2 separate regions of the Homo sapiens genome follow, and region 2 is linked to region 1. The links are chromatin loops, found by intact Hi-C in ENCODE. Cell type or tissue: PC-3. All regions are shown on one strand. Each heading gives the region's core, and the rest is flanking DNA. Links, peaks and the distances in the headings are about the cores only. Region 1 overlaps LINC00210 (long intergenic non-protein coding RNA 210). Region 2 holds the start of LOC105372923 (a long non-coding RNA gene).

Region 1 (16,912 bases), core at 6,057-14,056:
ATGGCTTGAACCCGGGAGGTGGACGTAGCAGTTAGCAGAGATTGTGCCACTGCACTCCAACCTGGGTGACAAGAGCAAGACTCTGTCTCAAAAAAAAAAAAAAAAAAAGACTAGGCTGGCAAAGTGGTTTGGTTCTGTGTCCCCAACCAAATCTCATCTGGAATTCTAATCCCCAAGTGTCAAGGGAGGGACCTGGTGGGAGGTGATTGGATTATGGGGGCGGTTTCCCCATGCTGTTTTCATGACAGTGAGTGAGTTCTCATGAGATCTGGTTGTTTGATAAGTGTCTGGTATTTCCCCTCCTCTCTGTCTCTCTCCTGTCACCTTGTGAGGAAGGTGCCTGCTTCCTCTTTGCCTTCTGCCATGATTGTAAGTTTCCTGAGGCTTCCCCAGCCATGTGGAACTGTGAGTCAATTAAATCTTTTTTGTTGATAAATTACTCAGTCTCAGATAGTATCTTTATAGCAGTGTGAGAAGAGTCGAACACAGCTGGATAGTTTTCAGGCTTGAAAAATGTAGGGAGTTTAAGCAAGCCCCTGCATTGGGTTTATGGTAAGTAGAAGAAGCTTGTGCTGAATAGCTTCCATTTCTCCTTCTCCATCTCACCATGCTCTCTGCTCCTCAACCCTTACCTCTAGAGACTGCAGGAGTGAGTTCCAGTGTCCTCCAGTGTCTGGTTGGTTTCCCTCAACAACAGTGCTAGAATCTTATCACAAATCGAGTGAAGGAGGAAAATGAACCACAGTATGAATTTTCCTGGTTCCCCATGAGTCACCTCTACAGAAAGTCCTCGTCCCTCTAAAGAGGGCAATTCTTTTTTTTTTTTTTTTTTGAGACGGAGTCTCGCTCTGTCGCCCAGGCCAGACTGCGGACTGCAGTGGCGCAATCTCGGCTCACTGCAAGCTCCGCTTCCCGGGTTCACGCCATTCTCCTGCCTCAGCCTCCCGAGTAGCTGGGACTACAGGCGCCCGCCACCGCGCCCGGCTAATTTTTTGTATTTTTAGTAGAGACGGGGTTTCACCTTGTTAGCCAGGATGGTCTCGATCTCCTGACCTCATGATCCACCCGCCTCGGCCTCCCAAAGTGCTGTAAAGAGGGCAATTCTATACAACTCTTTTCTCTTCAAGATTCCAAGAACTTCTCCGTCTTTCCTCCTTTTGAGCCTAGAAGTGATGGCTGCTCTGCTATAGCTAACCTTTGATTCTCAAAGTATTGCTAAGCAGTCCTCTCGACCCATCCACACCTTTGTAATTAGTCTCTTTGCAAACCAATTCCTTCTGAATATCCTTATTTGGGCATAATGACTGTTGGGACCCTGCCTAGACAAAGGTCAGCTATATGTATCTCCTCCCTGTATGTCCAAGAAATTTACTCTAGCTCCACTTGGAAATCTGGTCCACAACATGGAATGAGTCCTGAAGGTAAAAATGGCCAGGCCCTTCCCTCTAGTAGTGCAGAAGTCAGCAAAATCCAGAGGCCCTCACTGTCAGAAAGTTATCACCCCAGATGACCTTCTATTAGTGTCCACTAGCACTTTACGTATGTTAGCTAACATAATTCTTACAGCACTCTTCTAAGGTTGGTATTATTTTCATCCCCATTTTATGAATGAGAAAACTGAGCCTAAGGTTAGTAACTCGACTGAAGCCACATAGTACATGGCAGAACTTGAAAGTGGCCAGTAGCAAGGTCCTAAATTTCCCAGGTAAGCTTGGCAGTCTGTGAAAATGACAGAGGCTGGCATGATCTATGGGACATTCTGCAGGCATCTTGTACTTTTGGCTTCCCAAAACATAAAAAGACTTAAAATGTTCTATTCCACATGAAATATGTCCATGATGACACCAAGACAAACTGTTTCAGACAACTGCATATCTAATTGTGTATTTGTCATCTCTACTTGGATGTCTAAAGATATCTTGAATTGAACATGCCCCAAACAAAACTTTTTATACTACTCCCACTGCAAACCCAAATCTGCTCCTCCTATAACCACACCCTCTCAGTAAGTGACAACTCCATTTTTCCAGTTGCTTAGGCTGAAAACCCTAGGTCATCTTTGATTCCTCTCTTTCCTTCATGCCTCTCATTAATCCTGTATATAAACCCTGTCGGCTCTCTGCCCCTTCTCCATCTCACTTTGCTGTCTGCTGCTTACCCTTTACCTCTAGAGACTGCAGCAATGGCAGCAGTCAAGTGGCTTGAATAGTGTCCCCTCCAAAACCCATGCCCACTCAGAACCTCAGAATATGACCTTATTTGGAAATAGCGTCTTTGCAGATGTAATTAGTTAAGGATAGAGATGAGATCCTAATGGATTAGAGTGGGCCCTAAATCCAACGACTGGTGTCCTTATAAGAAGAGGAGCAGAAATAGAGATGCAGAGAAAAAGGCAATGCCAATGAAGACGGAGGTGGGGACTGGAGTAATGCTGCCTCCAGGCGAGGAGTGCCAAAGATTGATGGCAGTCACTAGAATCTAAGAGAAAGGCAAGGAATGGTTTCTCTCTCAGAGCCTCTAGAAGGAATCAATCCTGTTGACACCTTAATTAGTACCTCTAACTTCCTGAACTATGAGAGAATACATTTCTCTTATTATTATTATTATTATTATTATTATTTGTATTTTTAGTAGAGATGGGGTTTTGTCATGTTGGCCAGGCTGATCTCAAACTCCTGGCCTCAAGTGATCCGCCCACCTCAGCCTTCCAAAGTGCTGGGATTACAAGCATGATCCACTGCACCTGGCCTATCTCTCTTATTTTAATCCATCAAGCTTTTGGCAATTTGTTATGGCATCCCTAAGGAAACTAACACACCATCCTTTTAAAATATACCAAGAATATAACCACCACTTGCCACCTCGATTGCCATAACCCTCTAAGATATCATGTCCCTGGATGAATGCAATCACCTCCTAATACTCTATCCTCACCTCCTCACAGTCTGTTCTCCTCAAACAGAATGGTCCTATTAAAATGTAAGTTATATTGCTTCAGTTTGTGTCATTGTTCTCTACTGAGGTCATGGAATTTATGATTGTATCTACTATTACTATTAAGATGTTATGAAGGATGCTTTCTGATACACCTCATGATCATCCCTTTTTAAAACCTCGGGAAAATTTTTTCATGTCTCAGGACCAAAATCAGATTATGTTTCCCCAGAACAGTCGTTTATTATATATCTTTTACCTGATTGTGTTCTTGACTTTGCTTTACCAGCTATGAAACTCAGATGCAAATTGCAGCCCACCTCTAGCTCCCAAATTAATTCACATTTGCATTCATTTTGTGATTTATGCTTACCTTTGATTTAATTTTATTTTGCCTGCCTTGATTTTCCTTTTATTCTAGTTTCCTCACTTACAAAAAATGTTTTGAAAAGTATTTTAAAAGTGAATTTTTGTAAGCCACTTTTACTTTTGTGTGTTTTTGAAGATAAACAAAAGGATAAAAATGACAAACAAAAAATACTGAATAAGATCAGGCCATTCCCCTTACCAAAACACTGTATAGACTCCCTACCTTCCACAGGGTAAGAGCCAAAATCCCTATGGGAGCACATACAGCCCCATGCCATCTGGCCCCATGGCCTCTTGGATTTCTTCTCCTACCACCTTGCCCCTTTCTCACTCTGCTCTGGCCACAGTGGCCTCTGTCCTCCTCCTTAGTATCTCAGGCTTGCTGCTGCCTTCCCCTGAGCTCCCCATGGCTCACTCTTTACTTCCTTCAAGACTTTGCACAAAAGTCCCCTTCTCCATGCAACTTACTTCCACCATCCTATCTTAAATAACAACCCCCGTCAAGCTCAGTCTCTCTTACTCTGCTTAATTTTTTTTCCCATAGCAGTCAGCATCTAACAAACTATAAAATTCAATTACTTAGGTGTATAATGACTATTGTCTGTCTTGCCCCCACAGTGAAGTTTAAGCTTCATAGCACAATAATCATTATTTTGTTATACTCCATGTACCTAGGAGAGTGCCCAGAACACAGAAGGCACTCCAAAATATTTGATAAATTGGTGAACGGATGGATGAATGAATGAGGGAAAGAGAAGTAGAGAGGGTTAAAGAGATGTCAGGGGCCAGATATGTATGGGTTTTCAAACTCTGGGAAGGAATTTAAATTTCATTCTAAGTAGAAGAGGGATGGCAACTAACCTGTGTGAAGTATTTAGTTCATTGTCTATCCATCTGAGGGTCCAATTTTCTCTGCTACTGTAGAGGGTCATTTGAACAACTTTGTGAGCCTGTGGATAATATCAGGATCTTTAAAAATCCTTATATATGAACTTGCTTCAAAATAGAACCAAGAGTTTGTTTATTTGCCTCAAAGATGATAACCAATTAATTCGTTCAAAAATATCAGAAAGAGATGACAAATGTGAGAACCATTTACTGAACTGGTAACCGAATCTTCATGATGGATGAGCAGAGTCCTGCTTTATTTGCAAACAGGAAGGCTGAAATGTTAGTTCAGAGGAAAAGGCAGTCAGCTTCTATACCTCACTGGGGTTTTGCAGCAGTGTCTGGCTTCCTGGCCTATGCAGCTTAGCAAATGTTGGCATTTTAGGACAATTACTGTATGTGGCCAAAAAATGTTCAGTAATTGAGAGTTGCATCAGCCTTAGTTGGCATCCCTTTCTGTTTGTTCATAAAATGTTTGTGCCTTCATCCCAGAGAGTGGGAAATTACCTTTTAAAAGCCTCATCTAACTTTCCTCTGAGCTAAAAGGTCCATCTCCAGTAACATTTGTATTGCTTTCCCCTTCTGTTTTAGTGCTGCAAATTGGTTATCAAAATACTTCCCTGACCTTCCCCTTCCCTCTCCATCACACACTGACACATCTAGCCTAAATTTGCGTCTTGCATCACCTCAGGAAACTCATGGCTAATTTCGTTATTTGGGAGAGAAAAATGCAAATGAAGCCAGACAGCTGGTGCTCTCCTCGAGGCTGCGAGTGATGGAGGGGCCGAGGCCCACCTCATCAGAGGCCCTCACACCCTCCTGCTCAGACAGGCCCTGGCGGGGAGAGAGCAGGGAGACTGCTGGAGCAGCAGGAACAGATGGCTAGGAGGGGAAAAGATGGAGAAGCCCAAAGTGCTGGAGAGACTGGGGAAAGGTGGAGTGTCAGGCGCCGGGCAGTCAGATGCAGCATACAGGACAGGGATGGGCACTTGCAATCCTTGAACACCGTCACTTCTGAAAGGACAGCGGAGCCCTGGAATTCCATTTGGTGGCACTGTCTGCCAATGGCAATTGGCAATGTCTCTGCTCTTACCTCCATGGCCACACCTACATTTCATTTTCTGTTTCTGCATGCTCAACATCCTTTTTTTCCAAAAAGGAGACGTCGATGACAGAGAGAGAAAAATAATAAAAATAAAGGAAAGGGGAATGAGAGCATATTGCTTTCGTTCTGAATGAGCCTCAGTCTGCAAACCCAAGTGTGTGAGAGACATCTAACTTTATTTTTCTATTGTAATTTCATTTTCTCATCATGCCCTGCTGGAGTGATGGAAACTTTATTTCGTTCAGCATCCTCTGTTCCTCTGGAATTCACTGAAATAGTAGGAGACTTAGAAAGTCCTAAGAGAGGGGCATGAAGCCCTTGTGTCATCTGTCCACACTGCTCACTGCTGGGGTATCCATCATTCCCTTCAGCCCTTTGATGGTTGGTCCATATGGATTGCTGCTGAAGGGAGCTTCATTGGCTGCTCCATTTCTTATTATTATTCCAGGCCCTTCTGGTATGCACAGCTAACAGTCTAGTGTGCCAAGACTGTGCCAGCCTGGAGAAACTTCGTGGGCTATCTCAGGCTCCATCTAGCCTTCGACACTCAGGCTTATAAGGTTTGTTCTATTCCTGCTTCTCCTTCTCAGCAGGCAGGTTATACCAACACCTGCACACTCTTCCCTTGCCTGCTAAGTCGCCTTTGAGAATCTTCATCTAGTCTGGGGCAGTAACCTGGTCTCTGCTCATTCTGCATTCTCCCAAGGTCTCAATCTAGACCTCAGCTCAAGGAAAAGGCAAGAAAAACAAACAAGCAAGCAAACAAACAAACAAACTGGAGTTAGTATTTCAAAGATAGGTACTTATCTTTTAAAAAGATGGGCATGTAAAATGGGGCTTCCAGCCAAATCCATTTGGGATGAATCTGGGATTTGGTTCTCTTTGAGACACTGTGTTAGCTGATGGGATGTTTTGGGTTGGGTAAGGCCACTCTGTCCACCGCACAATCTCCGGAACCATGAGCCATCTAAGGGGTCCCTCATGTCTCCCATGGGGGATCTAAGTGACATTCTGATCTGAGGAGCAGAGTGGGGATGATTTATAGCAGCACGAACACCTAAAATCCTGCCAATATTGAATGCTGCCTAAACTGCAGGGACCACATTGTTGAGAAAGTAGGGAGACGGGAAAGGAGGAGGTGTTGGATGCACAGATTTAATCACAGCCTTTGAACCATTCCACTGATTGCAGAAAGCCTGGAGAGGGCTCGCTGGAGCCTTGTAATCATTCCTTCGATTGCACTGGGCCTTTTACATTTTATAACACTTTTGCTTTGATTATCTTGCTCTGTATTCACAATACGTCTGTGAAATAGGGGTGTTTTAAAGGCGAGGAACTAGGCAGACATGAAAAGTAAGTAGTGAAGTCCTTAGGGGCTCAGCGAGGTCTCCTCATTGTCCTGCATTTTTACTTCTTGCCTCCCCTGTCCCACCCCACTTTGGGGGCCCAGTAAACTTTGTCCTCTCCCTGGTACACTACTGTGTGTGTACGTAACTAGGCATGATATTATCTCACCCTGACTAGCCAAATGATCAGGTTCTCATGATCCAAGAGACCCAAACACATGTTGAGTTGATCTTAGTTCTTCCCATCTACTGAATGTGCTTTGAATGACTCTGGCCTTTGAGAAACTGACCTGGCTGCTGAACATTAGCACTATTCTCCCTTTTATAGGAATTATGCAGAAATTATTCCATTTCTTTGAACATTTGGGAGCATATGCAGAGTAAAGTATAAATGCTTGCAGAATGCCTTTATTTGCATATTGCAGTTTTTCAGAAATTATCTCCCTTCAGCACACCAAAGGCTTTGATTTCTACTAATTCTAATAATATTCAGGGTGAAGGAGAAACTGAGGCACAATATCATGAGTTCACATGGAAAAATCATGAGTACACATGGAAAAAAGGTAGAATTTTTGACGTGAATTATCTCAGTTTATATATACCTTTTAAAACTTTTTCCTATGTTTTCTCCTATTTACACACCGTCTGCCCTGTGGGCTGTGGTGCACATTGACATGTGTTATTGCATTGTCGCTATCCTATTTTTCCAGGTAAGGATGGTGAAACTCGGAAAGGTTAAGTCACTCAGACCCAGCATGCAGTGTCGTTTCCCTCTGCCCGCTGCCTGTGCTACACATTCTGGGCGCTGTTGCTGAGCTCCGCTCAATGGCTTTACGCCTCCCTTTCAGGGAAAAGCAGCTGCACTGAAGTTCTGTAAATGCTGTAATAGAAGTTGTTAACCACTTCCACATGATTTTTAAAGTAAATGTCACACTGCATTGTAACAGTGAGCTAACAACACGTTAGCGGGTTCTCATTCTCATTTAATTCACTTTTCCAATACGGAAGTTACTGTGATGCCTGCAAGGACGGCCACGTTCAGTGAATTACTTGGCAGCTGGGCCATTTATTTCTTCACTTCTCCCTTGCTGCCTCCCTCGGTGGTTTTTGAAGTTTAGTTATTGCTATGCTTCCTCTCATGCTGCTATCCGAGGGAGAATGGAACTGTTGGTTTCAGCAGCAGTCAGATCCTCACCATTCCAGCCTGGCTGCGGAAGCGCCCACTAGTTCCCTTTGTCTGCTGCTCTGCCCAGAGCTGGAAGCATAGGCTGAGCGGCTGCTGGCTGTCAGCTTGCAGCGTCTGATATTGTTAGGAGACGAATTATGCCCCTCCTGCCCCCCCACTGCCCTCAATTTGTATGTTGAAATCCTAATCTCTAGTACCTCAGAATGTGATCTTATTTGGAAACAGGTCCATTGAAGAGGTAGTTAGTTAAGTGGAGGTCATATTGGAGTAGGCTGAGTGAGCCGCTAATCCAACATGACTGGTGTCCTTATAAAAAGGGACAATGTGGATGCAGAGACACACACAGGGAGAATACCATGTGAAGACTGGAGTTATTCAGCCACAACTAAGGCATTTCCAGAAGCCAGGAGAGAGGCTTGGAACAGATCCTTCCCTAGAGCCTTCAGAGGGTGTGTGGCCCCGCTGACACTGACCTCAGACTTCCAGCCTCCAGAGGTGTGAGATGATAAATTTCTGTTGCTTAAATGACTCCGTTTGTTGTACTTTGTTAAGTCAGTCCTAAGATTCTACAAATGCCCACATTTTCCCCATTCTTCTCACCCAAAGGAGCCTCTGAAGGAGCCCCAAGAAAGGAGCCCCAAGAATCTACGAAACCCCTAGAGCTCTGGGATCTAGTGATCACTTCATTGGATGGGTTTTCTTCTAGAGTCTCTTGAAGGAGGGACAATCCTAGAGTTCCCTTGTGAAGCTCTAGGGAGGTGGGACTTGCAGAAGCACAGTTTTGGCCAAATTATATGTACACTAGCCTACACTGGAATAGCAAGGAATTTGAAAGGATGCCATGGGCACCTCCTGCATCCTAGTAGCCCCTGAATGCTTAGACAATAAGTCTCTGCTTCTGTCTCCAGCCCAAGGTGATGCAGACTTCGAATTAGGAGCATGCAGTAGTGATGTTATCTGCATATGATTTTACTAGGCCCATTTTAACAACAATAATAATAACAAGAATAATGACATCAATAGTCACCACCACAGTGACTCAGCTGTTTGTTAAGCAATAACTGCATGCCAGGTGCACACACTCTCTCACTTCCCTGCTAAGTGATGCTGGCTAACTCAACCACTCTGTGCCTCCATTTTCTAATCTGTAGGATAGAAATAATAACACATAAAGAATTTTAAAGTGTTAGCTATTAATATTATCATCGATGACATGAATATATCTTCTCATTTTAAAGATGAATAAACTGAGGATGGAAGGGAAGCAACTTACCGAAGGTCACTGTCAAACAAGTGACTCCTGTTACCACCTCCGGGTGAGGAGTCCCAATGCACGGTGGAGAGCAGAAAGCTTAACAATGCTTACCACCAGGAGCAGCAGTCCCAGAATGTCAACCTGCTGCAGGGTTTGCAGGAAGCAGGGTCACCAAGGAAGACATGACTCATGCAGACACTGATGGAGCGATGCTTTAACACATGGAAAATAAACAGAGCAAGATTAGCTTCAATAGGGAGCATCAGTCCACAGTGCCAGTGAGTCTTGCTCTGGCTGATGTAGGGAGATGGTCTGCACATACCTCTCTCATGCTGCAGGCAAAGAACTCTTCCCTCCCTGCCGGGAACAGATAGAGCAGTGGAGTTGACTGAGTGCCATAGGACACACACACTTAAGTAGAACAACAATGTGCACATCGAGGTCTGAACAGGGAAAGGTATGCCCAAACAAAGAGATATGCCCAGCTCAGGTTGGGAGGACTCCTTATCTCTTTGCAAGGAAATGTGCCAGCCCAAGGTACATCCTTATGCAACCATGCAGGGGTCGAAAGATGGGGTGCACATGACTGCCTTTTCCAGTAGTCATGCAAGTAGTAATTAGTAGAGCCAGGACTTGACTTGCGTCATTTTTTCCAACTTTTATGTTACCTACTGACTGTGGGCAAGATACAGTGCTAGGCACTGTGAGGTCTGCAACACTGAGTCAGATACAGAAGTCAAGCTCTTCCTCAAAAAGCTTAGTAATGGAGAAAATAAAGGTATGCTCATAGATAGAACAGAGATTTTGATTTTAAAATCTCATTCTTTAATAACATATTCAACATATTCTCAACAGATATTGAGAACCTGACATTGCAGGGGCCATTCCAGGCACTGTGGTACAATGATGAATAAAACGGCATTTCCCCACAGGGCTGACTGTGGATACACGGTCCAGGAAACAGGCAAAGAAGTGAACAAAAAAATCACTGCGGCATGTATGTGTGAGGCACTATGCTAGGTCCAAGAGATAAACACAGAAAAAAATAAACACCTGAAACTATAGCCCTTGTCCTTGTTGGACACAAAGTCTAGAGGTGAGACAGAGAAGAACTGGGTGATTACAGAATCAGACTCACCATGAGGGAAGCTGTGCAGGGTGTTGTGGGGTACAGAGAAGGAACATCTCAAATTCAACTCCAGTATCATTCTTCCAGGAAGCCACCCTGGAGGAATAAATGTGAACAGGTAACTACAGCAACTATGTCACTTGTTGTCCCAACTGCTGAGTATAAAAATCAGTGTCAATATAAGTATACTAGGACAATAGGCATAAGCCAGGACAGCCTTAGAAAGTAGAACATAGGGTCAATCTACAAATAACTGAATAGATCAGAGGAAATATTTACAAGAAAAACAAATGGAATAGGAACGGTTGAAGAGCACTTATTGATGTAGGATTGGCAGGAGTTTACTGAGGAGACACAGCAAGGTTTGGGAAAATCATCACCTGTCCAAAAAACATATATATTAATATATTCATTTACAAATGTGCATGATATATATCATCTATGTCTCTAGCTATATAGATAAATGCACACAGATATGATTGCCACACAAAACAGAATGCTTACTTTTTCATATGAGAATCAGGCTTGATTTCTCCTTTCAATTAATCTAACACAGTAAAGAATAATAGTTATAGGCTTTAGAATCTGAGTTTGCATAGGGATTTCACCACCTACTAACAGTGTAGTAGGAGTATTGGCTAGAATATTTAACCTGTCCAAGTCTCAGTTTCCTTATCTATAAAGTGGGGTTAATAACACTTAATTCAAAGGATTGTTGTGAGAATTAGATATGTCTATTGTTGGAACATAGTAAAACCTTCAGAAAATAATATTTTATGTAGCTTTTAAAATAGTTTATGAAGGTATGTACATATGTACATATTGGTTATAAATGTACACATACTCAATGCTAAATTTTGCTAAATCCAAAAGATTTAGAAAATAAAGAGGTATAGAGAATAGAGAATAGAACACAAGTTACCTATTAAGTAGTTTACATAATCTAACTTGAGTAAAAAGATAATGTAACTGAAATAGTCAAGGGTTGGATCTTGCTTCAGGCATGGCTGGATCCAGAGGCAAATCCCTTGCCATCCAGGGTCTACTCTCAGCATTCCTAACCAGCTGTCTTGCTGCAGGGGACACAGTAGCTGCCAAGGACCACAAATGGGCACACCTCTAGAGGAACAATCCCAGTGGAAATTGAGCTTCTCCTCTAATAACTCCCCACAAAATACGGAGAAATCTCTGAACAGCCCATCTTTGATCTTGTGTTAAACCTCCAACTTGTCTGAATACTCTGACTAGCAAGGCCAAAGTGTATGTTTTCCTGACTGGGGTTGAGGAGGGCAGTCATCCCTACGTGAGCCTAGGAAAGGAGAATTCTGCAACCAACAAGTGGGACAATTAATGCAAACCGTGAAAAAATAACCCATACTCATGGGGCAAGTCGTCCCAGATTTTTTTTTTGTATACAAAAATATATATAATATGACCTTTTAAAAAGGTTTTTGTTACAAAATAGTTTATACTATATACTTTAAAAAATAACTTACTAATACACCATGGACTTTATATTGATGTGAATAAATACAACACTAATAAATCTTTTTAAAATGGTTGCATAGTATTTCACTATGTGACCACCTCTTACTTTATTTAACTATCATCTTATTAATTAAATGAATGGGATGGAGCCTTTAGGAAAGGACTATAGTGTGACTGATTAAAGGTATGTTTCTGTCTCATATTTGTGGCCCTGGGTGATGTGTGTGCAAGTGTGCACTGAAGTGCACAAGGTGGGAAGGGCACAAGGATGTTTACATGATCTAAGGTCATCAGAAAATGCCCATGCACTTGAGGCAAAAACAACATCAGAATTCATGACCCCTTGGCAACCTTAGAATCACATTACCAGCCAACCCATGGGCTCTAGCGAGCATTTAAAGCACATGACTTAGACTTAGTCCTCATCAGAAGGAGATGGGAATCTATATCAGATCCCGAATCTTGTGTAAGACAGACATAGGAGTTCACATTAAGAGCTTACATTTTGATGTCACTCAATATATGGAGGTCACATGAAAAACCGAAATGAACATACGACTTGAAATTTATAATGCATGCTCTAACCAGATAAGAGGGTTTGCAAGGTTCCTGAGAGTAAGAGGGTTTGTAAGGTTTCTGAAAGTCTGAACTCGCCAACTTTTGAGCTTGAGACAAAGAGAACATGCCTCTTTAAAAGACAATAACAAAAAGACGCTTTTTACCAAAAAATATAGGTGATGCAGATTTCTACATTTTCCAATGAATCATTGCTGTGGTTTTAAAAATAACCAGCTCTGGGTGCCAGCCTCACAGAAGGGCTCCGTTCTCGCCTTCACTTGCTGCTCCGGAGCGCGCTGAGTCAGCCGCGGCTCCGCTGCGCTCCGCGACCCCTCCGTGTGCCCGCGGCCGGCGGGACCCCAGGCCCTGGGCGCGCTCGGCCCAGGCGGGCGGCACAGACGCATGCCAATCTCAGGCCTCCCCGCCGTGACAGCCAGCGAGAGGACCAATTAGTGCTAGCTGTGATGTGGAGATGGGTTCGCCAGGATGAGCACCCCTCCCTGTTCTCTGGGCAGAGGCCACTGGCAGGGCCGTCAGATGTCAACGGCTTTCCATCACGCCCGCCCGGCTCGCGGGGCCTTTCCGGCACCTGGCCCAGCTGCGGGAATTGCTGACCGGAGTTCCCATAGCCCTCCTGCCTCCCAGGCCTTCGGATCCCTCCTTGGATGTAGAATACATCAGATATTAGTATGTTTGGCTCTTCTAATCCCAGGTGGGACTCCGAAGTGAAGATAAGCACTTTAAGAAAATAAACATTTGGATTTCTGGCCATTTTGCAGAATAAGGAAATGCCCTTGACATAATCAGGAGCCTCTTGTTTTGAGAGCATCTGAATGAAAGAATGGACATATGTGGACATACGTTTTAGGCTTGCCCATCCACCAATTCATTACATAAAAAACAAATGGCTTTGTAACTCTCCCAATATGAGAGATGATCAGATCTCACAAAACTGCTTGCAAATTACAGAGTACAATAAGAGATGGCAAATATTTCACATATATAAAAATTGTCTTAAGTAGAGCTCGCTTTGTACAATAGATTCTCTCCATAATATTTCCTGACAGGTGAATAACCACATAAGTAAAACGGCTAATAATGTGTTTTTTTCTTTAATCAACTCTTAATTCTGTTACTCCATTTGAACTGAGAAACGGACATATAATCAGACAAAGCCATTAATTCAAAATACTTTTCTCAAGTTCTACAATATATTACATGATTTGGCAAGCAGTAAACTTTGATTAAATCAATGGCAAACTTATGAATACATTTCAGCTGTATTGGGAGGTGAGGCATTTTGGAAATGCAGGTAGTAAAATAAGGATGGTAGCAGAGTGAACCTTCTAAATTTGTTAATACAGTAGGAAAATAAATGCCTTAAAGTAGTGCATCATCCAAATACAATGTTTCCTGTTGCATCTTGGAATGCAATATTTATAGCCTTTTCCTTTTCTGCCTGGCAAGATATATCCCTTATTCTGTTCTCTGAAGAAGAAGAAGAGGCATAGTTTCTATCCCCAAGGAACAGGACTCTAACTCCCTAACTCACACGAAATGCCACTAACTACACAAGAAATAAGTTTCAAAAGTATGTGTTGATAGAACTGGTGCCATAGGAGTTTGGTAATGAATAAGGCAAGCTCAGAATCCAGAAGATTACCAATTTTCTAACATTCAAATTTCATATTTTTGGTCTTCTCAATTCCTTGGCCTCCATTTTGGGAATCTACTTTGCATGAAATACTCAGAATGATTCAATCTTAGAAATACTAATGAAAATTCACCTCTCTCTCAATACAACCTCTAATCCATTTGGTGTTCTTCCTTCCTTACTCCATTTAGTCTACATGACTCTTACAGAGAGCTCCATATCTCAATAACTCCACCTCCCCCCCAATTTGTCTTTACTTCTTCCTCTCTCTAACCAAGTTCTTCTCATCCTTCATTCAACCACTCTCTCACCTATGGCCTTGCCCTCTTGCCTATTGCATATACAGAAACACCAAAACTTCAAGTATTTAATTGATGGGCTTGCCTGTGACCTCCAATTTGAGCAGCCAGACAAGTGTTCAACCATTGCATTAGAAAGCGTTGATGGATGAAGACAACAATTCATATCTTTTTTTCATCAAAAGCTTCAATCCATGTATCAGATAAAAAAGACTGGAAAAGCCAGGCACGGTGGCTCACGCCTGTATTCCCAGTACTTTGGGAAGTTGAGGCAGGCGGATCACCTGAGGTCAGGAGTTCAAGAGCAGCCTGGCCAACTTGGAGAAAGCCTGTCTTTATTTTAAAAAATGCAAAAAATAGCCAGACATGGTGGCAGGTGCCTGTAATCCCAGCTACTCGGGAGGCTGAGGCAGGAGAATTGCTTGAACCCAAGAGGCAGAGGTTACAGTGAGCTGAGATCACACCATTGCACTCCAGCCTGGGCATCAACAGTGAAACTCCATCTCAAAAAAAAAGACTGGAAAATATATGTGATGTTTCAGAATTTGTTGTTTTCTCACTAATCTCCTTTCTCCCCATTCCAAAAAAAAAAAAAATTCCAGTTGGAGAGCAAAGAGAAGGAGAGTGGGAAAAGAGAAAAAAGGAGATGTCAGTGTGTCCTGGGAGTGGTAGGGATAACTTCACAAATATTTCAGAATCTGAAGGCACAGGATAAGCACCCAATTTCTGTCTAGAGTTCTGGGATGGAGCAAGCCTTGCAGAGGTGCCTGGCAGCCAGAATGGCATAGGGACCAGGACAATAGTGATGGGTGAAGCATTTCTAGGGAGTAGTGAGAGGGTGGAGTCTCCAGCAACTCCAGAATAGCAAAAAGAACATTTAATACTCTGTATGCTCTTATTAGTCTCAGAAGGAACTGTGAAAGGTAGCTGAGCTAACTGGTAGACCTGCAGAGGCATTTGCAACCAGTCTGCAGAGAAGCCGCAAAAGAAGAAACAGTATAGGCCAGCCTGTGGAGATCAGTTATTATCTCTCAACAGAAGTCTCATGAAGATGACATACCAGAAAAATGGATGCTAAGAGTTACATCTCAGTGGAGTACAACAATGGGCAGAAGATCCCAACTGTTGACCAGATACTGCCACGGGAGAACTGCCATGACACTATGAAATCCCTAGGAGCCAGAGAGAGGAGGACCAAAGAATCCTGAATTTGCCTAAGTTAGACTTAGTTTGCTACTATGACTGATCTATGAGTGAATTTGATCAAATTTACCTGGAATTATCAGATTAAGTTTCCTACCATGAAAAACAAACAGAGGGCTCAAGATACCAGTTGAATTTAGTCATAGGAAAAAAATACATACCTTGTCACATAGCAGCTTTGGGAACTTAAATTTGTACTTGCCACCACACTTCATTGTCTCTCTGATGTGCTGACTCTTCAAAACTTTTATCTTTTAAATTCTCTGCTTTTATTCCCAAGCTGCTAAGCTCTGCTGAAGAAAAGCACACCAAATAAAGGAGGCTGGAGTGCCTGGAGGTGAGAAAGGTGTGCTTTGAGGTCTACCTTCATCTGATGGGCAGGATTTACACAGGTGAAGGAAGGGGAGGCAACACAATAAGAACTAATAGTTACATAGAGCATGACAGCTTACACAGAAGCCATATTCACGGATATTATCACACTCAATGCTCACAATAATCTTGAAAAAAATGTAAATATCCCTTTTTGTTACTGAGCAAGAAAATGCAGCTTATCAGCAGCAGAGATTAGAGTGACAGAACTTTTGTGACTTGATATCACATATTCTTTCCACTGTCCGATGCTCAGGAGACTTCTTTAGTGTCTGAAAGTTTTTGTCTTTGGTTTTGCAAGCTTCCTTTAGCTCATTTGGTAAAGGTTAGCTTTCACCTTCAGAATCCCACCTGATTTTATTACTATTACTCCCATTGTACAAATGAATAAACTGATACTCACTTGTTCAAGATCATGAGACTGTTAAGAGATTGAGCCCGGACTGAAAGCAATTTTGCTTTTTCAGGATTCAATGCCCTATTCATTTTATCCTACTAATATTAAGTTATAATAGCACATTATTAATGTTATATTTTTAGAGAAGCAGACGATTGCCTCATTCATGAAGAAAAAATGAATGACTGAATGAGTGGTTGAACTTTTTTCTTAGAGTCTTATGACTGTCACATATATATCATAATAGGAAACAGCTATATTTGATTTGTTTTCCATTTCCTTTCAATGAATTTAAATATGTAATTAAAATTACATATTTTAATCTAAAAAAATGAGAAGTGCAAATGGAATTTCTTGAAAAATTCCTAGGGCGAGCGAAGTATTACTTTCTAAGTGGAAAATCTTTCAAGTCAAATGCTTATCATTTTTAATTATTAAGAACCAGCTTCTCAATATTAACTTTAAAATCAGTGGCAAATTTGTCTGTTTGATTTTTAAATCATGTCTCACTGGCTTCCTTCTCTTTTTTTGATCATTTTGCTGCACTTGCAATTTGATATCTCATTCATGGCTCTGCTGTCTGTAAACTCTGGTTAGTGCAAAGCTCTGCAAAAAAAAAAAAAAAAAAAAAAGAAAAAATCTCTTATTTGACCATGAACTTTCGATGATCTAGTTAGCGTTACTGTCAAGCTTCCCGCGGTCTTTTTGAAAAGCAGGACTTGTCCATTC
Region 2 (16,912 bases), core at 3,042-11,041, 240 kb after region 1:
CTAGGAGCTGTTGGAAAACATCTTGGAACTATGAACAAGTTAGACCTAGGATGAAACTGACACTCCTGTAGGTAAGGTAGAAAGAAGGAAGCATATGAGACATGCGATGAATCACTAAGATTCTCAATTAGGTCGTTTCCAATGCCAGTCTAAAGACAACTCAGTTTTGTAAGCTAAGTATTCTCTTTAGGTTTTGGCCAGTTTCTGCTCCTTGCAACAAAACCGCCATCATATTCTTTGAACAAATTTGCATTTGCAATAAATAGACACCGCTCATTTTGGCTTTTCTATGTTTTTGAGCAAGCAATTATTTTCTCTCCAACAACGTTTCTTGAGGGTACAACAATATCCATTGGTTCTTCTGTTTTCTTCCTTGACCACTGTGCTGGTACAGAGTAGACAGTCAATACACATTCAGGGTTTGACTCCTGGCTTTGACTTATGCTTTGTCCTCCTTGACAAAGACATCATCTCTTCAGGCAGTAGCACCACATGCTTTATGACCTGCTAGCTCCATTGATCGGGCATGATCTATTGCAAGTTTGTTCAACCCGCGGTCCATAGGCCGCATGCAGTCCAGAGTAGCTTTGCATGCAGCCCAACACAAATTCGTAAACTTTCTTAACACATTTTTTTTTGCGACTTTTTTTAAGCTCATCAGTTATCATTATTGTATTTTATGTGTGGTCCAAGACAATTCTTCTTCCAGTGTGGTCCAGGGAAGCCAAAAGATTGGACACCCCTTCTCTACTGTAATGCAGTACAGAAGTCATTTTCATCTCCTGTATCAAGAAGGAGATTTACAGACAGAAGAAGTGATTAAGAATTCTCTAAGCAGATTTTTACATATTTTGTTAATCATTCAACTAATATCTGTTGATCAAATCTGTGTTACATTGCCTTTTCTATTATGGGCATCTCAATCTTGACTGATTGGCTAACGTATTTCCAAAAAATGATACATGTCATTTTGTCAAATACCAACTACTGTCCAGACTATTTTTTTATTTCTCCACTGTTCCTGCTGTTCTGCCACCTCCTTTGCGATCCAGGGTAGGAAGTGATATACACAAGAAAACAGGCTTGTAATCAACCCTCAAAAACGATGGCTGGTTTGTCAGAGCCTTTAGGGCTACACATATACACTAGTCACTAAAACCAAAATACCAAACAACTACTGCATGTAGACATAACTACTTAACACACTCATGGTTTATGTTATTTAAACGAATATAGGAAATGTTTGTACATTATCTCAACTTTAGAGACTTCATCTTAAGCAAGTTACAGAGAGTTATAAATGTAATTTAGACAGAGGTCCAAAGCTCTGAGACTTTCTAGTCAATTTCGTTTCTCATATAAGAAATATTTTCTGATAGAAACCTACTTAAAATAGAAGCTATTTCAGGAAAATACATTTCTGAGAAAGACTAAAACATCTTGCTACACTCTAAGATAGACGTTATCAGTCTTCATTATGCATAAGAATTGTCTTTGAGCTTGTAATACAGAACCCTGGGTGCCACTCACAATGAATCTGATTCCATAGGTTGGGGCAGAGCCCCAGGTAACGAGATGCTTGCTAATACGGCTAACCTAGGGTCCATTTTAGTAGCACTGTCCTGAATGCTACCCTGCCCGAATTCTCTCACAATAGTGGCAAGTTTACATTTTTTCAGCTTTTCTGCCAAACGAGATTATCACTAGGGCAAGTAAGTTGTAAGTATAGAATTGGAAAATCAAGTTTCTAGCTAAATGCTTTTTATTTTATTCAACTTGTTTACATGATTTAGCATTGCAGCTCTAGTAATTTTTTAAAATTATCCTTTAGCTAAAAAGAAAGCAGTAAGTCTAAAATTCCAGGTTCATGAACTGGGTTGAATGGGTACTTGTATCCTGATTTGGTTATATGTTATTTGTCTTTTTCTCAGACAGGCACTTGAGTTCTGTCTTTTTCGTATTCTTGATATTACTAATTACATTGCTGTCACTTGAGAAATACTACTATGTATATTATTAGTAATGCTACTACTAATAAATCACTATGCCAGTCTACTTCAAAAAGTTTCATTAGCAAGCTATGTGCACGATACCTTTCAGGGGGAAATAAAAAAGCTCGCCTTATAAGCCATGAAGAATCAAAAGCTGCAAGACATTGAAAAATAACAGCACTGAGATCTACTGGGGTGGCGGGAAGGGATGTAGAAAGGTGAGAATTGTGACTTTCCAACAGAGAGCTCAATCATGTTGTTTCCTTAGGTAGCTGTCTCATTGGCTTACTCTGTTTACTTAGAGATCTATTTGTAAAGGTATTGTTCTAGATGTCAACCAAAAGATCCTTCAGGAGCATTGAACCTGATAATCAGTGTCTGCAGCCCTCAAAACACAAAACTTGAAACAAATAGAAAAGTGGAGTTTCATAATTCAAGCTAACCAAAAACATTTTCAAGCTTCAACTTTTCAAGTTTTATTATATTGTTGTTCATCCTTCACTCCTACCAGCATAACATTATAATATTCTTTCAAGAATGCCATCATATGTGGGTGTGTGTTTGAGAAAAAGGTAGAAATGTCATTTTTATTCACTGAAGGATACCACCTATTATTTAGAGGTAAAACCTCTCCACTTCTCTTCCTTCTGAGTTGTTTCAAAGAAAGAGCTGAAAGGACAGAGAAAATGTTCCCCTGCTGCAGCATCTGGCTCTGGTTGACTCACCTACTGGCCACATTGGCAGCTTTGGGTCTGCTTTTTAGGGTATTCCTCGTATAGGCAAAAAAGATGAACTTGCCCTTGTGTGACGATATCTCATTTGGCTTCTCTCTCAATTTGGGGGGTCTATATCAATATTTAAATAAGATTGTAAAAAGCCCATCATGAAAAGGACAAACACATACATATACCCAATGCCAAAGATTTTTTTCTCCCACTCACAAAGTTTGTTTCACTTAACCATAGTCATCTTTCATCCAGTATCCATTTTATTCGTAAGTCATAAATGCAATTCAACGCAAACCTGAAACTGACTCGTATTTAAAAAAAACACTGCAGGTTTCTCTCTATGTATACACAAAAGTTATTTCTTCTTGATTAAGAACCTTCATGCAATGGTGTTATAAGGTAGAGGACGTTTTTCATCTAATAATAATAAATGACACACCAAAGGAACATTCTGTATCATGAACACTTTATAACCACAGTTCTTGCTTGATGGTTAACGTAAAACAAAATGGACAAGAGTTAACTATGAATCTAGTAGTCTAATGCTAATTACAATAAAATGATAGGTATTTTAAAGTTGTCTTTTTATTTTAGTGTCTTAAAATATACTGTCATAATAGCTAAAATAATTAAAAGCTCTCCAAATAATAAAATGCTGATTTTCTAAAACATTGCTCTAAATAAAACAAATGTGCATTTTTAAAGATAATGGTCAGTATTATTTGTATTTACTATATGTACCTAAATACAGCAATCCACACATTTACTCAGCATTATGCTCATTTAAATAATGTCTATTAATTTTTTAGCCATTGAAAGCTTATTATTAATATAAAACTTTTAATATTTTGTCCCTTTTCATTCTAATTCTTATAAAAAAGAGAAAATGGCAATATGAATTACCTTTTATTAATGTTTCTTTATAAATGCTACTTATATAAACATTTACTCCAAATGATTATGTGGACGCTCAGAATTTTAAATTGTTGTATTTTCCAGATCATTGCTGTAATAGGGAAAATACGAAAAACCAAAAATGCCTTGTAGATTGTAGGTCTGTTTTCTAGGAAGCTAAAATGTTTAATCCTTCTTTTCTTTGGGTGTAATTTGTCAGTTTAAGAAAAATAAAGGATAATTTGATGTTTGGTAACAATTTAGTTGGCAAATTTCTCAGAGAAATGTAGTAGCATTTGCTGCAATTATAAAATGGAGATGTGTTGATAGAATGCTCTGGTGTCAAAAAAATTGGGAACATTTTAAAGGCCATTTCATTTCCCACTCCTATCATTTTAAACAATCTATCAGGCTGTATGTAAAAACCACAAGGAAAAATATTAAAGCATTGCAGTGGGTGCATGAACATCTGTGGATATCATTGAAAGCCACTTAATAATCCCAATGAAAGAAGTTTTACATCTTAAAATCTGAGACCTCCTTATGCAAATCATTTTGCCTTTAGCCATTTCAAAAAGAAATGAAGGACCTAGAGGATTTTACAGTTTTACATAACACTGGTGAGATGGTTGCCAACTTTGATCTTACATTAATTAGTTAAGATCTTGACTGATCATAGCAACAGCTAACTCAAAAATCTGGTCCTCAGCTAAAATGAAAAATAGCCACAATCTAACACGATAAATATTTCTGCTTTATTTTGTATTGTATTCTGTATGTTTAGTGTATTATTGAATGACAATAACAAAACAAAATTTGTCGTGTAGTAAAGTGCTTTGCAATGATGTAAGTGCATTTTTTAGCCTTGTTATATAGAAATCAATCTCAATATGGGTATAAACCAAAAATGTTTTGGTTTTCTTCTGTTTAAAGACTAAGATTTAAGGAAATAACTCTACATACTTAATGTAATTATGGGAAATTAGGTTGTGGGTGTACTTCTGTAACATATCAACTCTAAATGAAATGAAATCTATTGCGTTACCATTGGCTGTTTTGTTTTTCCCAGAATGAAGTTGTCTCTAAGATAAAGCTTAAAGATATAGTTAACTTTTAGAAAATATGACCTTTCTATTATATATGAGAAACTAAAATTTAAAACTCACTAAACAGCCAATCCCTGCAAAGCATTTCCTTTTCCCTACAGGTAGTATGAAATGGAGCCCAAATGACAGGACCCCATCTGAGCCTCCCCAGCTCCCCTGGTCTGCACAAACCCACTCTATCAATCATGGCAGGATAATGCATAGAGGCTGCACCTGTGACAGGAAATGATTGAGTGCTGAACACAGGGCCTGCTTCGCCTGTCGCTTTGTGCATTTGTATTTCTCCAGGGCCGGTCTGAGAATTTTCAGAACTTGGGGGCAGGAGATGAGGGATTCCTATTGTATTTTGAAAAAGAAGGAATAATGCATTTTAATTATCAAGACATAACACAAAAGAGAAATTAGGCAGTAAAATGCCCTGGTCCACTCAGGTGTGTGAGAGCATCCGGGTAGCACAGGATGCAATATTATTAAGCTGTAATTTAGTTTAGATAAGCAGAGGATGCTGAGCATGGCTATTCTTTTGGAGATGCCTGATTCTCTAGTCGCAAAACAGACATTTGTTCCTTTATGATCACACACACACAAAGAACAAAAGGTCCAGGCTCACCTATTGTCCACAAAGACTGTAGAACCTACCTAACTTATTTGAGGACAGCAGCGAAAAAAAATACTTTTTAATTTTCTAAGTTCTTCCTGATGTTTTTTGGAAACCTCTGTTTTACTATGACGATCTAGTTATTTACATGGTTTGAGGTAGTGCCATAATCTGTTTTTAAGACATTGTAACTGTAGTGTAGTTTTAAATAATTTTCTGCTGATTCAGCCACTTACCGAAAATATATGTGGTGAAACCATGAAGTTTCTATTTTACAGTAGTCAATATTTTATTCGAGTTAATCCTTCTGCGTAGGATATATTTTTCCATTACACCAGTAAAAATATTGATAACATATTTTATTGTGCACTTTGTTCACATAATTCGAGTCTGCGTTTCTAAAATGACTAATTACTTTTATTTAAAAAATAACATTATCTATTAAAGAATGGTGACAGTAGGGACTAAACAAAAAGTAAAAACTCCAAAACTCTCCCCACCTAGGGTGTGGGGTCGGGGGAGGGAACGGTAACAATAAAAACAACATCTGAATATGTAAACTCAGTTTCTCGGGTTAGAATTTGCATTTTTGTCAGAACCAGAATTCACTGTACAGGACATCATCACATGCTCAGACTTCTAAAACATTTCGTGGAAGAGAGTAGACTGTTTACCGGATGCCCTTCTATTTTTGCCGTGCAGGATTAGTACCTTCTACTTCCTTAAATGTAGGCAAATAAAATTACGGAGAAATAAAATGACTGCAGCCTTTGAGCGCTGGTTTGTCCTAGGACAATCGGATTTCACCGGGTAACGTATATGCAAACAGACACGTCCCGTTTATTTCATTGTTTGCACTGCGGAGACTCTCCGCCGCTCTCCACGCCTTTGTTGACCTACCGCCAGCAAAGTTGTGTGGTTATAAATAGATAGAGGCAGCTGATTAAGAAGCGGGGGGAGTGACTTTCTCTGGGCTCTTACGGATCAATCACCGCTAAGGGGATGCAGGTTGAGGGGAAGGAAGAAAGTAAATCGCGGGGCAGTTTGACTAAGTGAAACCCAATTCCTTCGCCCCAAAGCTGTGGTGGCCAGACGTGCGCGACCCTCTAGACCCAAAACAGTTTTAGTCAGCAACGGGTCATCAGCAGGACCGAGAAGACTGGGTGGGAGGTCTGGCCGGTCCGAAATAGGGAAGAGGTGCGGGCTCATCACCGAGGCGGTAGGGCTCGGCTTATGGTCTAGAGCCTTGAGGCGCTCCCGCGTGAGCCCCGCTGCTTCCAGTCCGCCCTCGCCTGGCCCGGCGCGGGTCGCTCCCTCCTCCCCGTCCTGTTCCGCACTTTACCCAGCAGGGGTCCCAGGTCGAGCAGGGCCAACCCTGCTCGCGCAGCGCCGGACCCCTCCCCGCTGCCCGGGGTGCGGCGGCTTCCCTCCGCCCAAACGGGGGGTGTCTCCTCCATCACCCCTGCCGCGGCTTCCCAGTCGGAGTCGCGCTGCGGGGCGAGGGAGGCTCGCTCCTCCGCGGCCGGGGCCTGGGGGTGCCAGTGCGCCCCCGAGTGAGCGGGTAGGGAAGCCGAAGAGCCGCCGACCCGCTGCGCGCCCTCCAGTCCCGGGCGGCGCCGGGACCCAGAGCGGCCCCAGCCCGCGCCCCAGCGGGGACGCGAACGGCGTCTCGGGACGGCACCTCGCCGGGGCCTTGCCCTGTCCCGCCGCGTCGCGGCCTCTCCGCACCCCACGTCCCGGGAGCCGACCGGGAGACTCTCACGGCGGAGTTCCACAGACCTCGTTAGGTTAAAGGAACCTCGCCTTGCCCCCCACTAATCGGCTAGAGAGGGAGGCCGGCGAAACAAAAGCCGTAGAGGAAAATTAAGCGACTTCCCCCTCGGCGGGGAACTTGGAGGTGGGGGAGCGGGGAGCGGCGCGGGGCGCAAGGAGAAGGAAGTGCTGAGCTGGGTTGCCGACGAACCCCGGGCAGGGGGAGGTGGGGGGCTGCGGCAGAAGAAAGACAAACATCTGGGGATCGGACCATATGCCGGAGCTTTGTCTTGTCCTTCAAAGTTCGGCTGCCCTTGAAGTGATTTGTCAGGCGGCCCACGGGTGACAGGGAGGATGTGCAGCGGGGAGCGGGGGCGGGACATGCCGGGGGGAGCGGAGAGGGCTAGAAGAGAGGGGAGGAAGGGGGGACGCCAACAAGAGGGGGAGCAAAGTGACCCCGCCGCCCGAGGAACGGTAGAAACCGGGATCGCGGAGGTGCGAGCCCGAGCCCGGGAGCGGAGCGCTTCCCGGGGAGACGCCAAGACGGCGAGAAAGGAGGAGCGGGAACGCAGAGGTTAAGCGGAGGGAAGGCCGAGGAGAAACAGCCAGAGGACGGGAAGGAGGAAATAGACGGGGAGAAGAAACTGAAGATTAGTCGTTGAGGTGTATTAAGAAAGAGGACATGTCGCCTATTTTAGGAAAAGTGGCTTTGAGCTCCCCCCGCACCCCCACCATTTTTTCTTTCTCTTTTGCCCGCCAACCGCTGAACTGATTAGACTGTAATTAAGGCCATAAAGCCCTCAGATTATACACCTGTTTATTCACTGAAGTCGGGGTCTCATCAAGCAAATTAGCTGCTTGCAGGCTACACATTGGGCCTCGAGCTTGCCTGATTAATGAAGTTTATTGGGAGCTGTTAAAAGCATTAACTGGAGAAAATCTCAGCAATTCGTCATATTTAAGGGATGAAAATTAAATCTTGCTATGCAAATGAGAAAAAAATTTTAAACCATCTTTGGGGGGTTACTGTCTGCATATTATTTTGCTTTAAAATTCTGTTCAGGAAATAGGAATTAACATGAAATATTATTTGCCCTTAAAGTTATCAAAAATATTGAATCGCACCTTATGTGGCATTGTGGGGAGAGAAAAAGAAAACATAAGGAAATTCCCATATAGTCCGTTTCCCAGTGCAAAGAATTTTCTAAGACACCTAATCACAAAGCCAACTTTCACGAGAAACCCAGTTTTTAAAATTAATGTATCCAGTTACAGAATGAGATTTGGGAGTAGTCCTTCAAGGGGTTTAATGTTTGATGGTGGGTGGGGGGGACGATGAAATCAGCAGAGAGAGGAGGGGAGTTCATGTAAGTGCCCTGGATAAGGAGCACGTGTGAGAATGGCAGAAAAGCAGTAGAGTGGCAAGAAAAAGTATCCAAAATGAATCAATACTCTCATAAACTGGCTGTAGAAAATGTTTCTGTACAGTGTTTTTTACTGTAACCACTATGGTTCTTTGGACAGGTCGGGGAAGGTGTGATTATGAAAATAAACAAGGGAAGTGAGGGAAATATAACCAAGTGGAAAAAGGAAATGGAGTGCAAATTGAGAACATAATCCAGAATTCGTAAAGTATGTATTTACTTTAGGTGCTGCTTGGTAATATTGCCACACAAATGTTTATTAATGGTTGCAATTATATAAGTGACGGGAGAGTGATTTCAGTACATTCATTATGCTTGAAAAAGGGGGGAATCTCTTTTCTACAAGAGTAACAAGAGTACATATATAAATGCCTTCTGTTTCAACAAAATATTGAAAATAAAAACGTAGTGAATAAATTATTTTAGTTAACGAAAAGCTTATTGTAATGCCAGTCTTTCCAGATTTATTTTTAAGTCTTTTCTATTATTTTTTCTAAGGACATTTTAGATATCAGTGGAGTTTGAAATGTCTGACTGATATTTGTTTCAGGACAGTGTATGTTTTATAATTTCAGTAAGATATATAAAATAGAGTATATGAAATAGAAACTCTGAGACAAAAGAGAGCGGCATAACTAATAGAAAATTAGGTAATTTTAAAGAAAATTTATCTCATAATATTCACCTCTAATGGATTCGGTTTTAAAGTATTTTATAGATCTTTATAGTTATTCTCACTAATATTGTACTTCAAAATTGATTTTCTGGTTAATTTTAAATTTTTTATTTTAAAAAACTTAAAGCATTGAGATTTACTAATTTATCTTCCCTGAATGAAGTTACTTATAGTTGGCTAAAGAAAGTCACAGTAATCATTCATATTAATATTTCTATTTTAAAGGTTCGAAAAAACTTTCAAATTTATACATTTCTCCCCTTTGGTGTGGGTATAATACAACTTTGTGAAACTAAAATTTGTAAATTTAAAGTCTAGAAAACCTAACACCACCACTTACAAACATAGATAACCTTGAAAAATAGTCGTTTGTCTTAATCTTTAAAATTCTTTAAATTATTTATTATCTCCTAAAAACTTCAATACATTCTAAATTTGAAACACAAATTCCCTTTTGTTTCTACAAATATTAGGTACTAATTATAAAATGATTATTTTAAACAAAGGAACTGTAAACATTTTTATTTTAATATTGGAAATAAAAAATCATCTAAAATATAGTTATTGGTAAGGATGAACAATTCTTGATACGTGCATCTGATACTATTCCTTGGATTATTAGAACACAGTTTTCACTAAACTAACTATTAAAGGGTTATTCAGTAAAAGGAACACATATGTAAATTAAATACATTTTTGCTCAAGCAATACAAGTTTTGAAAAGAACAGTTCTTCCTATAATTTTGAAGTAACTTGAAGAACAACAGTTATCCTTTGTGCTGAAATCAGTCGTTTCTCAGGACTTGACTTTACTTTTAATATTTAATTTAAACATATAAGTGGGAGAATAGAGATGAGTAAATTATCTGAGGGTATTTTAAAAATACATTTTGCGTAAATACATTTTAAAATATTTCATATCTCACATTTTTAAGATTAGAACATTTTAAAATGATCCTATGCTGATCTTAGGATACTTGTCACTGTGGTATCCAGTGTCTAACGGTTCATTTAAAATATGGATATTTTTGTACAAAGATAATTTGCCTTTAGAGTGTACAGTCATACAGCGTGGGCTTCTGAGCTACTAATGGGTATCTGTTATTGTCATTTGTATTTCTGATCTCTAGAGTGGTATGGATAAAGAAGGTCAAAATGGTCTCTGATGAAAAGAAACTTTTAAAATGCTTGGAAAAGTTAATGAATTAGATTTCCCTGCACTTGAAGATATTAGGATTGGGAGATCAAGACTCCCATCAGCCAAATCAAGAATATTCACAATTGACAGGAAAACTCAAAGTTTCTTTTTCCCCACCAGAGAAATGTCTCCCACCCCCATAGCTAAACAGTGGTAAGTCATAGAAATGATTATATTAGCTTAAAGAGAATGTTTCCTAAGCAATAAACTTCAAGTGCACACAACCTAGTTTTTATTTTATTTATTTCATGTAGTTTGTCATAAGTGCTTGAAAATACTTCTTGCAAAAATGTCCTTTTTAACTTTATAAAACTTGTTTTCTGCTGTGGATAAAATTACTATGTGATAAACTATAGTTTTTTTTTAAAGTCTTTGCAGCAATAATGAAAGTTCAATGAAAAGAACATAACTAGAAGCGATGTGCAACACCCCTTTATTTTTAAATAGCCTTTAAATGATTTACGAAATAAAAATGCTAGTTCAGTTTCCCTTAAATAACCAGTATTTCACCAAATATTTTCTGCGTTCTTAAATGTTCAAAATATTAGCATATAAAAATAATTCTCTCTATGTGTTCTTTAAGACCCACTGCATTTTTATCAAAGCCTTCAAAAAAATGCAGTGTTCTAAGACATAGTTTAATATGATCAGTTGGTTTTAAAAATGTATTCTTTAATTTTTATGGAACAGTATATGAAATAAAGAAATATGGCATATACCTTTGAAGATGAGTCAGGATTTCAATAATATTTAGTAGGTATCCTTAATATACTACATTTCATATTTTGGGTTCTTAGAACTGAGAGCTTCTTTGTAGAAGCTGACTTAAATATTAGAATTTATAGTTCAAACCTGTGTTTTGGTTATTTTAATACAGTAAAATTATTAATGGAAAAATAGGTGCATGAAGTTAATAGTTGACAACAGTGTCATTCTCAACCATGCAAATATTGCTCAAAATGAAATACGTTTTATTGTATATTTCCAGGGCAGCCTTTTGAGTCTAGAAAGGTCAGTAACAGGATTTTATTTTGATACATGATATGACCTAATTATTTCACATGTTGCAGAAATCCGAAGTGGGTAGAGCGTGCCTTTTTTTTTTCTTTGAGGTAAGTCTAAATTGCAACAGCTAAAATGCCTTCCTATAACTGTAATGAGATCAGTGGGTTTCAAGTATGGAATGAATCAATTATTGTAAGCAAAGCCCCTGCGTAAATCATGGAATGCCAAACCAACCTCAGGATTATAAAATGAATCTGTGACAAGTATTCAGGGTTTCCACATAGTCTCAATAATGAGAATGAAGTACCTAGTATTAAGTGAAAGCAAAATTTTATTCCCTTACTAAGGAATACATGCATATCTATTAAAAGAGGCCAGATTGAATGAAGCTTTTTAAAAAGGGTATCTAAGCAGCATTAAAGATAGAAATCTATGATAAATATGTATAGTTTATATTAAAAAGAGAAAGATGCCAAAAGCACATTGAATGAAATGAGTGAGACATAACTATGTTAACGGAAAAATAATAAAGTAGTTCTTTATATTTTTATTTTAATAAAACTTTTTAAACAACAACAATCAAAAGATTATTATAAAAGAAATCAGGACTACCACAGTCAGTCTTAGCAATTCTTGGAATTTGATGTCTCTCAACTGGGAAGAATAATAGAATGTAAACTTTTAACAGAAGTGAAGACAGGAAAATGTCAATTGTATTATTTTTGATGTACTGCTGTAAGGCAGACAGATTCTAAAAGGCTTGGGAGATTTGGCTTAAATCAGATAGTTCCCTCCTGCACACATTCCAGCAGTCTCCTTGCCTCTTTCTTTTCCTTTCCTTTAAGATAACTGTATCACATTAATTTGCTGTAACTAGTTGTTTAGTAGCTTTACAATTTACCATTGTTAATGCCAAGTCAGAAATGTAAATAATAGTAGCATGTTTACCAGTTGTTGCCAATTTACTAACACTTTAATGCTTATGATAGGGTGTATGTGGTTTTTTACAAAACATGTTGAGTGATGCAAAAAGAATATACTTTTTCCTGGCTTTTCCTGTTCCAATTACATACTTCTGGAAATTATTTAGGTTCTGTACTACCTAGAATCAGATATTAATTAAACTAATAAATATTAAACTTAAAATCTTTTTTTAAAACTTAAAATCTTAATACACATAAAAACTTTAACACCAAAGTTCTTCAATTACTTTTACATATTGTTTCTTATATTTCTATTAATGCGTTTCAGGGATTATACACAAATAAAAAGTATAATTCTTTAAAAACATGAACTAAAGTCTTATAATACATTATATATAACTAAGTGAAAAGATGAATTTGTATTATAATAAGTTTTGTGCATTTGGGGTGTAGCATATACAAAATTTTAAAAAGTATAATACTCTGATGTTTACTGTTTTCCATTTAAAATTAGGTAAATATGTTAAATTATGCTTATGTCTCAAGAAGATTATGAATTCTGGCATAATCTCAAGAAGATTATGAATTTGGGGTGTAGCATATACAAAATTTTAAAATATAATACTCTGATGTTTACTGTTTTCCATTTAAAATTAGGTAAATATGTTAAATTATGCTTATGTCTCAAGAAGATTATGAATTCTGGCATAGGTGTTGTAGATATTTGTGCAAAAACAACACCTATATAACAGATTTTATGTGAAAAACAAAAATACTTAAAATATTTTCTCACCTGTTTTTTTGTTTGTTTTTGCCAGAATCAAAAATAAAATGTATTTTGGTATTCTTAAATTATATGTTGTTTCAAATATAGCCATGTTTTGGCATGTATGTATGGCATTTTTATTTTAGAAGGAGCTCTATTATTGATGTACATGTATAAATGTAAAGAGATATCTCAAAATATGAAACTCATTAGTGAATTGAAAATTGGCATACTGTAAATAGGAGCTGTAAATGTATGCCTGAAACAGCTAACATCCCTGTCTGTGTATTCATATTTCAAAGGCAAGTTTTTGAATCGTGCGCTGGAGGTGAAAAAGAAATGATTTCAGAATAGTGAACATTTACAAATAAAAATGTGTCTACTACGCAATGAGGAATTTTAAATTTGCAGTGAAAGTCTGACATCTGGTGGTCAGAAAGAGGAGCATCAGAAGAGGAGGCTATTGTAAAATTTCTATTGGCTTTCATAAAATAAAAACCAAATTAAAACGTACAAGAAATTCTTCCCTGTTAAAAGACACTTTATATAACATTTACATCTTCTTCTAATGATTTAATCATGAGTCTTCTTTCAAATTTACATTTCCTAAATACTGTTTGTGTTAAAGATATATTTTCAAAAGGATTAAACTATTGGTCAACAGATATTTTTCAAATAATAATGGATATGCATTTTAAAATAGTATAATATGAATCAAATTTATCCAGAGAAAATTCATTTTATATTATACTCTTGGAATCAAAATGAACCTTCTCTGTATCTTCCCAATAAACAAATGAAAGAATTAAAAATTCACAAAGAAATTTAAAGTCATCTTTAGCAAAGAGCAAGAATAGCAACAAAAAGGTTCTAAACCTTCAAATTGAAAGGCAATCCTACTTCCTGATAAATATTAAAAAGATAATTCATAGAACCAAACTATTGATAAGTAATTACCCTCAACCCATCATACTATTTTGTATTAAAATAGTTCAAAAGAATTGTAGAGTTAATACAGCAAACTGTCCTAAGGCTGACAGCCTACTACAATGGAATCTGTTTATATTAAGTGAAATTAATCTTGCTTAAATTATGCAGTAAGTAAATTCCAATAATAATTTCTAAATAAAATTAATATTTCATAAGGTAGACTTTTCTAAGGTGTTTCATCATCTTATTTTAACATGTTCCTCAAATAATTTTTAAAAATATCATTATACAAGAATGACTAGATGCTTTTTGTTTACCGTTAAGTTTCAAAATACAAAACTAGGAATTAATACAGAATTGGGTATCCTCTTCTGCATATTCAAGGTGAAATGAAGCTACCAGAGGGGGAAGCTTTTGCATAATTTAAGTTCCCTAAAAGATTTGACCAAACAGTGTGAAAATAGTTGGAAATTTTAAAAGCGTATCCTGGTTATTGCCTCAAATTCCCATTTTGCTTGGTGTATGTAGGCAGTCTTAGTGCTAAATTTGTTGTTGCTGGTTGTGGCTCTTTGATGTCTTCATCCAACACTCAGAATAAAGAATACTGCTGATATGTGAAAAGGTTCCTGTCATTGCAGAGTTTCATAAATCCTTCTGCAGTGGCAGATGTGCAGTAGTATCTTAAGATCAACATCTGGTTGTTCCTGGTTTCCTTATAGTTTTAAATAGAATTAGTGTATAGGGTGGATGGTCATACTGGGTTGGTTTTTGGTGTTCTACGTTGATGCCATTTGTGCAGTGCCGGAGATTGAATTCACAATTCATTGTGAATTTGCTGAATGAACTTTCAGAAAGGCATTTCAGATGCTCAGGAACACTCAGTAGTGTTCAACTGCAATCAAAGACATAAAACTGTTTCTATTAATTTATTCATGCAAAGTTGATTATTTCCACAAATTGAAGAGAGTCTTACATTGCCCTATTCTTACAGCCCAGGTTATTTTAGGAGTGCTTATCAAATAATAAGGACTGTAGCTTTCCCTTTAGAGATGTTTAAAATTCTTATATATTACATAATTATTGATGTGATTACTCTATTTTAAAAACTGTCCCTCCAAGTGCTTTGAAGATAGGAATTCTTTCTTAGCAGAGACTTATAAGTAATGCAAAGTAATTTCAAAGCATTTTAGAATAAAACTAACTCCATATATCCATTAACAAATGTTAGAGTTTATTTGCCTCATCAAAATTGCCAACTTTTCTTTCTTATAAACATTAATATATTTTTCATTCTAGAATATACTTTTTAAGGCCTCTTTAGATGGGGAGCCTACATTCTTTCCTCATAACACCCTGCTGATCCTGATGTGAGCACCTTGTTGTTTACACAGGTCTGTGGAAAAAGGACGGTATCAGTTTTTCCTTACCTTTGATTTCTCAGTGCCTGGCACACAAAAGAGTTTCAAAAATTATTTTTTGAAGGAATAAATTAATGAATGAATGAAAAAATTCTTTCCTTTTTTCCCCTGCAATATCAGTAACTTTTTCCTAAAAGAAAGCATAAAATTGCATTGTACTTCTCTCCACATTTGAGAGAAAATAGTAAGACAAATGATTACAACATGCACACCACAGACACTTTATGTGTAAGGGCTTTAAAGGATCTTTTCTTTGGACAGAAAAAAAAATGAGAATCATACATCACAAACCTTCACAATTAAGCAATCCTTGGGGTCCATGTTATAGAACTGAGTACATGAAATAGGTAACGTTTTAGCTACTAATATCTGCATTGATAATGTTTATACAGTGAGATGCCATCTGCTGCATGAACATTTGCACATATTAATGGGCCCTGAGCTTGCAATGATATATCTTACATGCAGAAGCGTGTCAGAAATTTGTAACATCAAATATGTGGGCCTGTAATAGGCATTCCATTACCACATTAGCTATAATCTGAACATTTGGTTTTCCAATGATTTTACTACAAAATTACATATTTTTAGACTCTTCTTCATTTTCATATCTTCCCTGGTCACTCCTGATCATGTTACTTTTTCCCCTTTGATGATATACTACAATATTTACCCCATCCTCTCATTTGTTGTCAACAGCTCTGTTTTACTATATAACTTTTTTCAAATGACATAATTGTCTTTCCCAGATTGTTGTAATGTCTCCAAATCAGGGGGTGTGTCTCCCCTCTTTGGCATTCACATAATACACTGAACCAGGGTTTTCAGAGTTAATGTTAACTTTTGAAGTGCCAGTACTGAATATGTCCTGGATGTTTCTATAGAAATGCTACTAAAATATAAACGCAGATTATATGGAACATAAAATGTTTTCTTCTTGCCAGTTTATCTAATGTTGTCTGGTCCTGACACTAGTCACTGTCAGTGTCAGCATTATTTTTTCATAGTGCTAATTGTTATTTAAAATTATTTATTATTTAACTTGATTATCACCTATCTCCTTCACTAGAGTCTAAGCTCCGTGAGGACAGGGACTTTTCTGCATTATTCATGGCTGTATCCCCAATGACTAGAACTATGTCTGTCTATAGGAGGTGCTTTGAAAATGCCAATTTTCCCTTATCCACTCCGTTTAGAGTTGGTATTGTATTAAGATTAGCTTCATAGTGTTAGAAGGGCATTGTGTTAGAAGGGCATTGAGAGTTCATTTAATCTCACTGTCCACCCAGAACAAGAATCTACTGTAGTATCTTGGAGAGACACTCCTGTGGCCTCTGCTTATATTCTCATGTCGGTAGGTTCATTGCATATTGAGGCAACCTGAGCCATTGTTGGAAAGCTGTTGTGATTGGAAAGGTCTTTTGTTGAAAAGTTAGCAGATAATGTTGTGTGTTTTTTATCATGTTTAGCTTATGCTTCCTTTTTTTGTAAGGATTTGAAACC

The links. Hi-C counts contacts between places; a loop is a spot of excess contacts. Peaks named below come from ENCODE experiments on the same cell type or tissue, not always from the same donor. Only the 100,000 strongest peaks of a DNase experiment are listed, where the experiment ranks them.
Region 2: a loop joins it to region 1, with 5 times the contacts of the local background. A loop is called at or near these places in 3 of 110 quality-filtered maps.

What each region holds. Positions count from the first base shown.
Region 1 is chr1:217,912,449-217,929,360 of GRCh38, forward strand. It overlaps LINC00210 (long intergenic non-protein coding RNA 210), which reads left to right. Exons shown (of 4, transcript NR_048550.1): 3 at 5,745-5,856; 4 at 7,136-8,356. It overlaps LOC105372922 (a long non-coding RNA gene), which reads right to left. Exons shown (of 8, transcript XR_001738466.2): 6 at 10,222-10,308; 7 at 9,102-9,295; 8 at 3,622-4,253. Among named protein-coding and RNA genes, the nearest start is that of LINC00210, 28 kb to the left of the region's middle. In PC-3, for the core only: a CTCF peak has its summit at 9,176; a DNase peak (open chromatin) is centred at 9,243.
Region 2 is chr1:218,158,029-218,174,940 of GRCh38, forward strand. It overlaps LOC105372923 (a long non-coding RNA gene), which reads left to right and starts at 7,029. Exons shown (of 3, transcript XR_001738467.2): 1 at 7,029-7,214; 2 at 8,594-8,701; 3 at 10,300-10,591. In PC-3, for the core only: CTCF peaks have their summits at 6,766 and 6,973; DNase peaks (open chromatin) are centred at 6,193 and 7,753; H3K4me3 peaks cover 3,515 bases; H3K27ac peaks cover 2,935 bases; H3K27me3 peaks cover 6,489 bases.